Linked DNA regions of Homo sapiens: region 2 is linked to region 1. The links are chromatin loops, found by intact Hi-C in ENCODE. Cell type or tissue: breast epithelium. All regions are shown on one strand. Each heading gives the region's core, and the rest is flanking DNA. Links, peaks and the distances in the headings are about the cores only.

Region 1 (8,392 bases), core at 1,965-6,964:
TTATAATATAAAAAAAGTAGAAGCTCGCTATGTTAAAATCACCCACAAGTCAATAACCTGAGAATAATAATTGTTAGTTTATCTTTTGTATGCATGTTACATCCAAATGTCAACAGTACTTTGCCTCTTTTTCTTTTTCTTCTCTTTCTTTCTTTCTTTCTTTTTTTTTTTTTTTTTTGAGACAGAGTCTTGCTCTGTTGCCCAGGCTGGAGTCCAGTGACACAATCTCAGCTCACTGCAACCTCCGCCTCCACCTCTCAGGTTCAAGTGATTCTGCTGCCTCAGACTGCCAAGTAGCTGGGATTACAGGCATGTGCCACCACACCTGACTAATTTTTGTATTTTTAGTAGAGACGGGGTTTCACCATATTGGCCAGGCTGGTCTCGAACTCCTGACCTCAAGTGACCTGCCTGCCTCAGCTTCCCAAAGTGCTGGGATTACAAGTGTGAGCCACCGCACCCAGCCTCCTTCTCTTCTAAATCTACCTCATACATTTCCTGTGTTGTTCCATCATCTTCAAAACTGAAGTCTTCCATGACTGAGAACTGCCCATCAAGTGCCCCAATGATGTGGAGAGGCTTTGTTTCGTCCCCTAACGGGGTGGGATCAGAATGTGTTCTGGAAGCCTCTGGGCCTCCATGTGGCCTGCTGGAGATGCGGGTTTCCCTGCCCCAAGGCACTGATCCCAGGAACCCACAGGTGCCCCAGAGAAAGGACCTGAAGTTGCTAAGAGGGACACAGATGCTGCCAGATTTGTGTCTGGGAGGAGCGGCTCCTAATAGGTGACAATTATTCCTAGACTTTCCAACTGCTCACATTGGGTAAGACTTTCAAAGCCAATTATTTTATAAGCAAAGCATTCATAACTTTGGAACCCATCATTAGCATCACAGAGAAGGGAGGACACTAAGGATTGCGATGTCTAGCAAATGCAAATATGGGATGCCCATTGAAACCTGAATTTCAGATTAAAAAATCATTTTTATAAGTATGTTCCAAATGGTACACAAGACATACTTCAGCAACAACAACAAAAATCATTTTAGAATGAATTGATTTTGGGGTGAATTTTGACTTGTATTTCCTCATTTGAAATTCAAATTTAACTAGGCATCCTGTGTTTTATCCAGCTCTCCTCTCCAGGCACAACAAACATGACACAGCACCCTCATTAAGGGTGAGGGCTAATAAGCCTTGAGCCAGTTCCTTGCATTCCCTGACCTCTGTTTCCCAGCTATACACAGGACTGTAGTATCAGCACCTACTTCAGAAAGTGCTGTGTGGTGCTCGGCACCTCGTGAGTACTCAACAAATATTTACCGTCACTATTGTTATCGTGAATCAAGAATCCAGCTCTTCAGAGAGTTAACTAAGCCCTAGTCACGTTTCACATTGCCACGCACAGACACACATGTCTCTGAAGAGTGGAGGCTTCCGAATGGCTGGCTGGCCCTGTGGGCATGTGTCATCCTTGAAGGAGACCTCTCAGCCTCCTCCTACAGGGGCTGAGTCTCTGCTGAGATTCAGAGACGTCCTACTTGGTACGGCGAGGAGCTGCTTTATGACCACTGCAAAATCCAGAATTTTCCAGCTCCTGTCTCCCCATTGGTTCCATCTCATTTCCAATTCCCAGTGGCCTTGTTTGGACAAATATGATTCAGGTAGATTCCCATTGATTGTCTAGTTCAATGAAGAAAGCCCATTTCCTATTTTGCCTACAAACTGACAATAATTTTTTTTACTTGCCCAGAATTGTCTGATAATAAGAGGAAAGTCTATCCAAAAACAAATGTTTCTTTAAATAGGTGGCATTAATTAATGTACCCGTTAAATGGATGGTTTAACTAACAGCATCTAAATTTACTCATTGTCTCACAGAACCTAAACTTTGTGAGAAAAGTTGGCTTCTAGACAATTGCAACATATCTATGTCAATTATAAACTATTATATTCAACTAAGGTTGTTCAACTATAAGGATTTTCACCAGAAACCTCTGAGTTGTTAAAATATAATAGCGTAGTAACACTTACAATTGGATTTATGGACATTCCTTTTCTCTATAAAATGTGGACATTTTATAGCTCTGCCAATCTTAAAAGAAAAAGACCACTGATGTCTGTGTCGCACATAGCTAAAGAGATTAATGTAAGTCCTGATTAGCAAAGGTTCCCTGCTGGCCCACGGGGAGAAAAGGCATGGGGGCCTGAGGTGATGTGGCTGTCACACCAATGGTTCAATCTGAGCAGAGCCTCCCGAAGCAGGTCACCAGGACCTCTGTTCGAGGCGCTAAGGACGACTGCAACAGGCCCTCATCTCAGAGGTCACACGTCGTCAGGCATGACATCTGGGGTAATAAATCCTTTGGAAGTTGTAGCAATGGATTTTTGTTTTTGTTATTTTTTATCCAAGAGCAAACCCCAAATAGCCTGAGCCATGAGAGTTGTACAACTACAGAGCAAAGCATGGGACCTGTGAAGTTCTCCAGGCCTGGCACCACATTCTGGCCCTGTTAGTTACTGCCTGCAATCTCTGTCTCATTTGCTTCACCTGTAAATTGAGGGTAACATTACCTTGCAGGCCTGGGAGGCTTCAACGTGATGTCTGTAAAGCATCAAGCACGAGGTCAGGCGTGATGCAGCTGTGCAGTTGATGGGAGGGAGGCATTGGCATCAATATTTATCACAAATATCTAAATGTCTCACTTTTATCATAACCCCGGACATCTCTACAGATCCTAATTTGGCAGCTGCCCTTCTTATCCTAATGCCACATGAGAACTGGGGTAGAACAGTACATTCTGCCTCTGGAGGGTTTGTTTCTGGGGTTCACTTTTGTGTCCAGACATTGGATATCCTTTGAACATGGATAAAGCAAATATGAAGCCAGTGTTGTGGGATGGGTGTGTGAGGCCCTGGCAAGGCAGACCCATTGCCCAGCACCTTTGTGCTCCCCTTCCCACAGTACCTGTTCTCAGGCCCTTTCACAGAGAATGAAGGTTTTGCCATCTGTTCTGCCTCGGGTACCTCACAGACCCAAGCACCTGCAGGGAGGAAGTACCAAGATGCCCTCAGTATGTCTCTTGTTGGCTGAGTCTGCCCAGAAAAGTCAATGCATAGCAGTCAGTTCCAAGCCCAGCTGTTCTGTTCACCAGCTGTGTGACCTTGAACAAGCCTTGGTTTCCCCCTCTGCAAAATGGGCATAAGAATACCTACCTTGGTGAGTTGATGTGGAGTTAGGTGAACAACATAGTTAGAAGGAATACGTGTCCATGTTTACCTGTGATGGCCCAAGTTACGCCTGTTGTCGGGGCACGTGTATTATAGTGTCCCTTCTCACTCCAAATGTATCTCAGTGTGGATGATAGTTACCACCCCCTGCCCCCCCACACACACACTCAACAACTGTATTTTGCTTTTGTTGCTGATAATGATTAATGATTATAATCACAATCATGTCACTGTTATTCCTAGCAGCTCAGTGTGACTGAAGTACCTAGTACCAAAAAATCCTTATTTACGTTATACTTCCATGTAATTAAAAGCTTCTTGTATTTCCAATTAGAAAATAGTGTAATCTTTTTTTTTTTTTTGAGAGACAGAGTCTTGCTCTGTTACCCAGGCTGGAGTGCAGTGACGTGATCTTGGCTCACTACAACCTCTACCTCCCGGGTTCAAGCAATTCTCCTGCCTCAGCTTCCCAAGTAGCTGGGACTACAGGCCTGTGCCACCACGCTCAGCTAATTTTCATATTTTTTAGTAGAGATGAGGTTTCGCTATATGTTGGCCAGGCTGGTCTCGAACTCCTGACTCAGGTGATCCACCTGCCTTGGCCTCCCAAAGTGCTGGGATTACAGGCGTGAGCCACCATGCCTGGCCAAAATATTGTAATTTACATGGAGCAAAAATGTGCAGTGGCTCACGCCTGTAATCCCAGCACTTTGGGAGGCCAAGGCAGGCAGATTATCTGAGGTCAGGAGTTCGAGACCAGCCTGACCAACATGGAGAAACCCTGTCTCTACTAAAAATACAAAATTAGCTGGGCATGGTGGTGCATTCCTGTAATCCCAGCTACTAAGGAGGCTGAGGCAGGAGGATCACTTGAACCCTGGAGGCAGAAGTTGTGGTGAGCCAAGATCGCGCCATTGCACTCCAGCCTGGTCAACAAGAGCGAAACTCCGTTTCAAAAAAAAAAAAAAAGTTCCAAATGCACAGGCTTTTCTGTTTTCCTATGATAACTTCATAAATTTGAGGTATTTATTTTTCTTCCTTGTAGAAAGCTATGGGACTGATTATTTTTTCTCAGTAACCTTTGCTCTCTTCTGGGTAAACTTTAGTTCATCTTTTCAAAGATCACAATGTATTTAGGACATTCATTAGGTAACTAATGGTTAGCCTTTTATAGTGATTATTATAAAAGTGCATTCATCTTAATCAGTTTTCTTATAAAAAATATTCTCACTCTCATGGTTTTACTAATTAAACATTGTTTTATTAATGTACCAGGATTTGTTTGCTGACATCCCTGATTCTTGAGCTCAGAGTTGGAAAGATGAGCACCAAGAAAACAGGAGAAACAGAAAAATATTCTCCTTAATTGTCATGTGGGATTTCAGGCAAAACCACAGTGCATGGGAAGTTATAGGGAAAAGGCCTCAAGAACTGAAGATTCAGGGTGTGCATGTGGATGAGAAGCCCTTTGGGGGTACCTCATGGATCATCTTTCAAAATCTGGAATTTTCTGTTTGGCCCCAAGGCAATGTCCTCTGGCCTTCTGCCGGGGTCACCCTGGTGGCCTGGCTAAGTTCCAGGCAGGGAGGGAGGCCACCTCCCTGACCTACGAAGCCCCCTGGGCTTTTGATATACATTCAACATTCCAAATGGTCAAAACCAAAGGCATCATTAATAAAGGATGCGTCGGAAGGAACATTTGAAGCAGTGTGATGCGTTTCACATGACGGTCAGGAGAGAAGATTTATGATCCCGGAGGATAAGCCCTTTTCCTGGAGTTACTCAGACCTAACAGTTTCTTGAGGCTGAAACAACAGATCTATCACAAGCTGTGATTTATGTAGAAGGCTCTGATGGAATACATCTTGGCAGGGGCGAAATTGAGAGCTTTCGAGCTCTGTAACAGTTGGGAAACAAATGGCCAAGCCTCAGCAGGCTGACTTGTGCCTGCCTGGAGTTTGCTTTTTAATCTTTATGGGAATTCTTTGAAGTTCGAAGTGGGCTTTGCTGTTGTAGGAAAGGCTGTAGCTCATCCTCATTGGCTAGGGCGAAGTTTTATCTTCCCAATTTCATTACAGTGTTTTGCACAAAGTAGTCACTTAAATACTGCTGGGATGGAGTGAGGATTGGGACCCTTAGCAGGAACAACTAAGACATGTCTACAGAGGGCACATCAGTGTGTGATTTAGGGAGTTTCACTATCTTCTCTGTAATCTCTCAGACTGTTTTAAAAGAAGCAAGCTGTGAGCAAAAGCTTTTTAACACCAAATGGCAAAGCAAACCCTCGAAAGGGGAAAACAAAAGGCCACAGTCATATGACTTGGGGAAAGGGAATATTGCTGCCTCCCTGGGGTGGGTTCATGGCTATGACAATAATACAGATGTCTTCAAGGAATGCAAGCATAAAGCCTTTAGCCAGAAAACAAGGGCAACTCGTGAGCTCTCACTAGTCAAAATATTGATGCCATTTGCGAATACCATGAACCTTGGCTAACACCCCTGATTTTTTTGTGCTGTTTACACAAGTCCTTAAAGCTGTTGTTGTGCCGGGGGTGACAAATACACAATTTACTGTCACTGGTACACATTCTGCTTTTGAAAAATGGCTTATTTTTCATTGCAGGCTTCAGTTTTGCATTTGAACTGAGTCTTTGTCTTCCTCATTGAGTTCTGCCCTCCACCTTCCAATGGATGTGCCTGCTCTCTTCTCCTGCACCTTTCCAGTTTCCTCCTGGCCTCAGTTTACCTATCATGTATCACTTTTTATATAAAGGTTTTCCTAATGGCCTAGTCCTTGGTTAGCACACTTCCCTCACAGATTCCCACACAGAACCTAAGCCCTTGATTACTCTATTAAGGGCTGTGATTTCGGGGGGGCCCTGAGCTGAACTACAAATTCCTCAAGGGGAAGGCCCTGTCCTGTGGCCTCCCCCAGATATTTAACATGGATTGAAACCCTGAGTTATGGAAGGGCAGCCAGAGCCAGGGAGAGGCCACAGGAAAGAGGAAGGCACCATGGGATTGTCCCTGTGCCGAGGATGTACCTCCTTCCCCCACCACCCCTGTCAGTAGTGCTGGTGGGGAGTGTTATCCCTGCATGCCAGAAAGGGAAAGGCCATCCAGGCCGTACAGCCAGTACCTTCAGGAGCAGAGCTGGTTTGGACCCAGGTAGACCAGAACCACAGCTGAGTGCCCCTCACAGAAGTCACAGATGTGAGCAGGAAGTGTGGGTATGGGGAGGCTGGCCTGGACAGATGGGTGTGGTCAGACAAGCTAGAGGACCTCCAAAGCCAGCCCCAGGGGCTTGGACCAGGTGCCATGGGAAAATGGGTGTCAGAGAAGGCTTTGGGACAGGAAAATGGCCCAGCGAGGGGCTGACTCTCCCAGGTGGATGAGAGTCACCAAGGTGAGGGTAAGGGATGAGGCGTGGAGGCCTGGGAGGCGAGCAGCCGAGTGGCATCCTAATCCAGCCAGCGGGCGTGAGAGGTGGGCTGGGCCGAGGGTCCCATTCCAGAAAGCTGCTATTCTAGAGTCAAAAATGGTCTGTGCATAGCCACCTGTGATTAACTAGGACTCCAAGCTGAGTCATAATGAACATCATAGATACTCTTCTCAAAAACGTTTGCTCTCATTAGTGGCCCAATTTCTTCATTTTCTAAAAATTTGGTGCTTTTTCCCATGAAACAAATGCACACAGAAACTCAATCACTGCAAAAGGGTACTGTCAATCAGTGAATCTTCCTCTGACCATCTACTCCCACACCCTCCAGAATCTTCTTTTAGAGGCAGCCACTGCTTCCAGTCTCTCATATACATTTCCAGAGACAGCCCATGCATATATTAACACGGCTGTGTTCTGCTACTGCTTATAATGATGGTGATGAGAATAGTAGCAAATATTTATATAATAGGTACTATATGTCAGGCACCATTCTAAGTGCTTTATAAATGTTATCTCAGAGGAGCACCTTGTAGCAACCCTACAGGGTAGAAACTCTTACCCTCCCCCACGTTACAGATAGAGAAACAGAGGGAGGGGAGGGACTTGACTAACTCACGTGGCTAATGAAGGGTCGAGCCAGGATGTGACCACATAATCCTTGTCATTCTGCATCTGGTGTTCTGCGCATACGACCACGGCCAACAATCATTCCTTAGTAGCTGTAAGCTTCTTCCTTCTTGTTTTAATGCTCACACAGAATGCCACATGTTCAATGAACCCTCATTCATCTAACCAGCTTCTTATTGATGCTTCTTGTTGCATTATAGTGGTTTCCAGTGTCCTGATTTTAGCCATATTTTTGAAGTGATTTATTGGGTCACGTTATAAAATTGTACTTTTGTAATCAGTATGTTATTTTCTACAGAGTGGTAGCAAAACCTTTGCTAAGCCTGGAATTCATCTCAGTTTGGAAAGCTGCTTTCTAATAGAAGGAACTTGCTTTAATTTGCTTTTGCTATGTCTATGGAAGGTCAAGTCAGCAGATGGTCCCTGCTTTAAGGGGTAAACCAAACAAGAGTTCGTTCTAGCATTTTGGCAGGGAAATTTTCAAGGACATTGTTAAAACACCTGCTTGGTGCTTCAGTCTGAATGCTTTTGGCATCACTGGGAGCTTTTTGAAATATGTATTTTCACTTATAACAGTAATTAGTTTTAGTCACATGGAGATTTAAGGATAAGAATATTCAGTTTTGTGTTGATGGGTAATTTAGCCTGTGCATATTTTTATACCCCAAAATTGTTCTGCAAGCCTCATAGAGAAAGTGGTTTGGGTATATTCAGTGGGTGGCTTAGTTATTTCAACAAGTTGGCAAATTCTAGCATATAATTTCAAAGAGTTCCATTTGAAACAAATGTTTGATCAATTATTAGCTTCTTGTTTTCCTGCTTGTCTTGCTAAAACACTCAATTAAAAATTGTTCAACAGATTCCTTCTGGCATATAATCTGGGGATCATCTCTCAAATTTCTTAGGCTGAAATTAGATAAAACGAGTGTGTTCTATCTAAAGAACGAACCATATGCACATCCCCTCATGGATGATCTAAATTTATGTTGTCAAGTGAAAACGAAAACCTATAGCATTTTATTGTTTATAAAATTCTGGTTTATGATGCTTTTGCCAGAACACAAATAAGGTTACTATATTTAGTAGATCTTGGA
Region 2 (7,044 bases), core at 1,195-6,194, 160 kb before region 1:
GCCCAGAAATTTGAGACCAGCCTGAGCAACATAAGGACACCCCATTTCTACAAAAAAAAAAAAGTCATATATGTGGCATGCACCTGTAGTCCCAGCTACGCAGGGAGGCTAAGGTGGGAGGATTGCTTGAGCCCAGGAGGTCGAGGCTGCTGTGATCTTGCACTGCACTCCAGCCTGGGAGACACAGTGAGACCCTGACCCTGTCTCAAAAAAGAAAGAAAAAAAAAAAAGAAGAAGAAGAAGTGATTGCTAGTCTCCTTGTTTTTTTTTTTTTTAACTTTAATGAAAATAACTAACTTTTGCTATCTTTACACCTTTCTTTTCTTTCTTCTATTGTTGTAGGATTATTTATACCTACTCTTTCCCAGTTCTGTTAATTTAGAGGTTACATATTCTGTTTCCACAGTTTTAGTAGTACCATTAAATTTTTAACATTTGCATTTCAGACACAGAGTCCAAAGGTAGTCAGTAACTTTGGCCTCCTCCCAAACAATTACAAGCTAACCATGGTTTAGTGCCCTTCATTGTGCCTCCTGTTTTTTTATTATTGTCTAGAATTTTAGTTCTGCCATTTTGAAACCCATCTCTCATCAAAAAAGATAGTGGGGAAATACTAGGCTTTGTTCTGTGCTGAGCAGTCCAGGCTTATGCTGATTTATCCAATGCAACTAGTTTCCTTTCTTTCCTTTCTTTTTCTTTCTTTCTTTCTTTTTTTTTTTTTAACCATGGCTTCTTGCAAACCACTTCCACTTCTGGATCCAGTCGCTTCTTATTGAAGTAGTCTTCATTGAAGGTCTCTGAGTAGCAAATTCCCTATATTTGTTTGCCTGGAAAATGTTTTTCTTTTTCATGAATGTTAGTCTAGGTATGTATGGATAACCAAACCAGAGGTTGGCGATTTTTTTCTTTTAGCAGATATTACCTGTTGTATCCTTGCGTCTCCTGTTGTTGTTAAGGAGTCTTTCATTTAATGACTGTGCCTTTGCACTAAACCTGCCTTTTTCTCTGGTTACTTTTAAGGTAGTTCTTTGGTGGTGGTGGTGGAGTGTGTGTGTTTGTGTATGTGTAGTTCTGTATTTTATTCGTGTGTTTTTATATGGTTTTATATTAAATTTGTGTATTTCTGGCCTTGTGGTGCTTCTTGAATCCAATCAATTATTTAAAAAAATGTAGCAAGCATCTCTTTAATTACTGCCTTGCCGTTTTTGCTTCATCACTTCCTTTGGAACTTTTGTTATATGTAGTTGGGCCTTATAATTCAGTCCTCCTGTTTTTAGCTTCTCTTCATCTCTTTATCACTCTTTGCTTTATATTCTGGGTGATGTCTACAAGTCTAAATTTCAGTTTACCAATTCTCTCTTGAGCTGTGTCTAAATGCTGTTTAAACTGTCTATTGACTTCACATTTTTCAATATCTTTACTTTTTCACGTATGGAAGCTTTGTTTTGCTCTTTTTCAAACTTGCCTGATCTTCTTAAAATGTAATATTTTAAAATTATCTTTTATTATCTTTTCTTTGTATTCTTACATGTCTTTAATAATTTGGGATTTATATATTGTTATCCATTTCAGGTTATTATTTAAAGTTCTTAGGATGCTGATTCTGTATTACTGTGGATTATCTCTTCCAATGCCTTGCAATTTTAAATTGTGAGTTCATTTTCAGCTTTTTTCCCTCCACTGCTACCCTCTCCATGGGAGTCCTATGTACCCTGGATTAGAAGAGTTCCTGTGGAGCAGAGTCTGTTTACTCATGACAGATGCCTCAGGGATTTCCCTTGTCTAAGCCCAGTTATTGTGGGAATTTTACACCACATGGCTATTCTAATTTTGGTCTCCATACCCATGTGGCAAAGGCTTGAAGTTTCTATTTCTCTTGCGAAACTCCCTAACCCTCACCAGATCTCTGGGGAGACATGTCACTTTGAAGTTTCCCTGTGGCATTTGGTAGAGGTTTTCTAGCCCTGGTGACTTGGGAAGGGCAGCCTGTCTGGGCTTGGTTTTATTCAAGGATCTAGCTAGAGTTCTCTGACTTGTGTGTTCAAGATCATACCTCCTGTTACTGAACTCATGGTTTCCAGGCTGAAGTCCTATGTCTGCCAGGCCTTTGGGATTCCATGACTTTGGCAGTGGGTGGATGCTCTGGCTAGGAATTCCTTAATTCCCTGATAATTTCCTTTCCCTTCTTTCTAGTTCAGTTATGTAGGTTGTCACATTTTATTTAACATTTTTCTGTGTTTGTAGTAGAAAGGCTTTCTAGCTGTGTCAACTCAGTCCACTGTGTTTTCAGAACTAGACATCTCTGATAATGATTCTTTGGGTCTTTTAGTCAACACATTTGTTGGCTGCCTATTGTAATCCCAGATTTGTGCCAGGAACTGGGGATACAGTGTTGAGAAGAACAGACACCCTCATTTCATGGCCTCTAGAGCGAGTGGATCATAAAAATGTACAGAAAATAAGTTGAACCCGCTTGGCAGCTTGATTCTCAACTTCCAGTACTCCAAACACTCAGTCAGAAAAGTCAGTCAGCTGCTTTCCTGCTGGCATGTTAGTCTTGGCCTTGGCAGCTGCAGGGGTGAGATGTGCTAATGATGGGGCCAAGCTGAGCTTTGGGGGTGAAGCCATCAGCTGTTCCCATCTCCCTCTGGCGGAGGCAAAATGAGAACAGCTGGGAAGCAAGGCCAACATCCACTCCCAGAAGCCGCTCCTCTGCCAGCAGAGGTGTCAACAGAATTCCAGTCATGTGAGCCTTCCAGGAGTGTATAGTGAATTCATTCCATACTTAAACATTCTAGTATACAAAGAAGATTGTACAATGGAGTAAGCCAACAATGGAGACACTCATTTGTATATTTTTGTAACCTTCAGAATGAATGCTATGATTCCATATAGATTGATTTCTCCACTAATTTATCTACAGGAAAATCAGACGCCTGATTTGCCACTAAAATTTGGACATGTCAGATTTAGTCTATTCAATTCACTAAGCTTTACTTCCAGTTTCTTAGTAGGGAGAGTCTGCTCCTTGGAGCATAATTTATTCAGCTGCAATAGATGGTACTCTTGAAACTTTTTTCTCACATACTTTAGTCTCTTTTCTGTTTCTTGTCTCTGCTCTCCTTTAAAAAGGTGATTATCATCCTTCTTTCTCCCTCAGTGCTGCTGAAGACTAAGCCATTGGTTATAGAGGCTCAGTGAGAAAGCAATTTCAAAAGAGGGAGGCAGAAAGGGCTGGGATAGGATATGGTCTGTAAAGCTAAATCAAGACAACTGTTTTCAAGCACAAAAGCTCCTAGTAGAAGCATCTGCTTCTCTTATGGACTTCAGTGACATAAAATAATGAGATTTCTTCAGCTTATCTCCCCTGATGTTACTTCCTTATGGATTTAGTGGGTCAAGAGTGCTGTGTGTTCTGGCGTTGTAGTTATAAAATTGACAGGTGGCTTGGATCATGGCCAGAATTCTGGACTTGGAGTGAGAAGTGGCTCTGAGTTCTGGCTTGGCCTCTTTATGGCTGTGTGACCTTGAGGAACCCACTAAATCTTTCTGAACTTAGTTTATTTGTCAACAATGAGCAAGGATGCAGCCTACCTCCCTGGGTTGTGGTGAATTCCAAATGAGGGAGAGGTTGGGGAATGTGTTTTGTAATTTAAGGTCTTCTCTTTTGATGGTACAGGGGGCACATGGTATCACTGTTCATATGTTCATTCAGTGCTGAGGTTTGTCCTCATGCCTTGAACGGCACAAGTTCTCAGCATCCATGAGCCACCGTCCCCTTCTGCTCATGGTAGATGGGTATCCAAGTTAATCCCAAAGCTTGACAGAGGGGGTGGCAGAGAATTGGGAGAGGAAGGCAGTTTCTATTCGTTTTTCTCCTACCTTAAATCTCATGTTTCCATCTTTGTTGTTTATCAGTCTACCATTAGGGGCATCTCTGTTAACCAGGACTATTTGAGATTGTGTTAATAATGTGAACTCTTTCAAATATCATTTACTTATAGCACACAAAATGGTCACCAGTTTCCTTCTTCTCTGCTATATGGGACTCACTGTGGGCTAGGCATAAGGGCTGTAGAGAATGAATGGTAGCAGATGCCCAGGCCAGGGGCATGAATTTTCCTAGCCTTCAGCTTCCACTGGCTTTTTGAGAAAGAGATGTGGGAGGGAGGATAAGCGTAGAATGGCAAGGCAAATAAAATTTAACATGCCTCTCAGGGTATTGGGTTGGCATGAATAAGAATTGCTGCAGAAATAGGAACCTCACATTTGTGGGTGAAGCAGACACATAAGCTCTTGACTTATATCTTAATTACCAGTTAGAGCAGGTGATTGCAGCAGTAAAGCCCGTTAAGCACTCTACATCCTTGTGGCTCTAAACAGTACACATTTAGAACATCCAGAATCTGACAGAAATGTTCCACTCTAAGACCAAATATTGGTGGTGTTTTCCCAATTTACAGCAAAACGTAAGTGAATGGAAAGATCTCTCCCACACTACTAAGATTGTTCATCTGAATCTTTCTGAAACTAAGTTGCAGCTACCATTATCTTCTGACTTGCACAGCAGCAAATGAATTTTCTAAAATGTTTACTCAGTTCAGTGCATGATCAGACAACACCCAAGGGCTCCTGGTGACAGGTTTATCTGTGTACCTGGAAAACAATCACATTTCTGAGTGGTAATTGCTCTTTCTTCATAGGATAGAATTGAGGAATTCCATAAAGGGATTTTGCCTGTGTGGTTTCTGTGCTAGCACTGGTTCAGTAGCTTCTCATACATTCTCACCATGCCCTGGGAGGCAGGCACTATGACCACTCTTTCTTCCAGATAGGAAAGCCAAGGCTAGGACATTCAGCTTGTGCAGTTATACAGCTACAAGGTGACGCAGCTGAGATTATGCACATGAATTACTGCACAAATAGGGAATATACTAGAAATGGGACTTACACGAATAACTAATAGTGATGACACCGGCATTTAACAAAACATTCAGCAGACTCTCGACTAATCCCTTTACATGAATTATGTGGTTAAAATATCCCTATGGCCCTTAGAGGTATGGGCCATTATTATTTCCATTTTACAGATGAAGAAACTAAGGCATAGAGAACTCATGATTTGCCTTAGCCCTTGCATCTTATAAGAGGCTGAGCCAGGATTGAACTAGGCAGTTGATTTTCAGGGCCCACATGCTAAACCACTGGGCTGCCAAGGGAGGACCTATGATGTCCAGGAACTCTTCCATACTCCAGACCCTTTGCAGCTATCTCAGCTTGTGTTTATCTTGGGACATTGGGATTTGAGGAGAGAACCTAGGAAGACACTGAGATAGAACAATACTTGAGTCTTTAGCTGTGTGAATCCCAGGAACTTGTCCTGTGGGCTCTGACCTGCAAGGACTGGCAGGAAAAACAGGACTGGAGACCCATTTGCAGGGCCTGGTATCTCTGACCTTTCATTTTCGCATCAAAGGAACATGTGGACTTACCAGCTAAAATTTATTCTTCCTGAAGGAGAAACTTACTGTTTAATAATTAAGTATACTATCTTCTGTTTCCTCTCACAAATAAAATGCAGGACTCAACCTAATAACTGCTACCTATGATGGCTGTAGAAAATACTTGTAAACATGATAAATGCACATGCATGAGTGCATTTGTTATTTATTGCTGTATGACAAATTGCCACAACTTAGTGGCTTACTATCACACCTGTGTACAATCTCACAGCTTTTGTGGGTTACGAATCTAGGCACAACTTATCTGGGTCCTCTAATTCAGCTTCTTTCACTGGTTTCAGTCAAGATGTTAGCCAGGACTGGATCTCATTCAAAGGCTCAACTGGGAAGGATCTGCTTTCAAGCTCACAGAAACATGGCAGAATTCAGTCCCTTGAGTTGTTGAACTGAAGGTTTCAGTTCCTAGCTGGTTCCCATTTTCCTAATCAGTATTCTCTCCAATATAGAAGCTTGCTTCATCAAGGCCTGCAGACTGAGAAGGCAATATAATCTGCAAATAAGACAGAATCACAAGTTGTATAATCCAATCATGGTCTGTGAATATTGCTATAGTCTACTGGTTAAAAACAAGTCACTAAGTCTCTTAACCTAGTGACTTGCTTAATTCTAACCCTACCAGGGTTACATATGAGAGTGAATACCAGGAGGCGGGGGCACTGGGAACCATCTCAACAGTCTAGCACAGTGAGTTAATTAGATAATCAGCATTGTAAATACCAGGAATGGCTTTGACAGGTGAAAGCGTCTGTTTTCAGAGGTGTCCACTCACTATGTACAAGTCCTGGAGCTGGCAGCAGCATCTGATTGGTAAGGTGGCTCTGTTTCTGCATTTTTGTTGCTTAGCTGTTTCATGTCCTTTTACTGCAGTGTCTTCATTGCCTTTGCCTGACAGTTCTTTTCCCACTCTCACTCCAACACTTGGCTGAACTCCTCCTTGGCTTAGACTTCACTTCCTCACAGGCAGCCGGTTCTTGGTCCTTCCCACCCAACCCCAGTCAAGGAAAGGTCCCCCTGCTAAATGTTCTCAAAATGCTATGTCTCTGTCAGAGCACTTATCACATTCTAATCAACGGTTTGTCTTCTAGGTTAGAATTTAAGCTCTGTGGTGACAGAGACCACATCCATCTTATTCTCTGTTGGGTCCCCCGTGCCTAGCACATCACAGCTGCTCAATAAATATTGGCATGATGAGTAAATAGTCCCACTTGGTGTGCTGCTTTTTCATTTCAACAAATGTGATTCACTAAAGCTCTACTCTTAAATTTTTTGTGTTTGTACAACCTTTCATGTAAATGAATTTTCACATTTGGAAAGTCTTTTTGAAAAAAAATACCATGTATCCAAATATTTGATATGGAAAAGGTAGTTAGTATATATTAGTGATACGAAAGGAACATCTTAAAGGAACATCTTTTGGAAATACTATGATGCTGTAATGGATGCTAATTTTCATATTGGGTAGAAAATGTGAGCTGATAGTCTAATAAAAATCGCAAGAGGTCTCTATTAATTTTAGCTTGTT

What was found. Peaks named below come from ENCODE experiments on the same cell type or tissue, not always from the same donor. Only the 100,000 strongest peaks of a DNase experiment are listed, where the experiment ranks them.
Region 2: it touches region 1 in a loop (8-fold over the local background); 1 of 110 quality-filtered maps calls a loop at or near these places.

What each region holds. Positions count from the first base shown.
Region 1 is chr10:126,213,176-126,221,567 of GRCh38, reverse strand. All of the region lies in intron 3 of ADAM12 (ADAM metallopeptidase domain 12), which reads left to right. Among named protein-coding and RNA genes, the nearest start is that of ADAM12, 170 kb to the left of the region's middle. In breast epithelium, for the core only: no CTCF peak of the experiment used is centred there; no DNase peak of the experiment used is centred there; H3K4me3 peaks cover 278 bases; H3K27ac peaks cover 3,020 bases.
Region 2 is chr10:126,368,929-126,375,972 of GRCh38, reverse strand. All of the region lies in intron 1 of ADAM12 (ADAM metallopeptidase domain 12), which reads left to right. Among named protein-coding and RNA genes, the nearest start is that of ADAM12, 16 kb to the left of the region's middle. In breast epithelium, for the core only: no CTCF peak of the experiment used is centred there; no DNase peak of the experiment used is centred there; H3K27ac peaks cover 92 bases.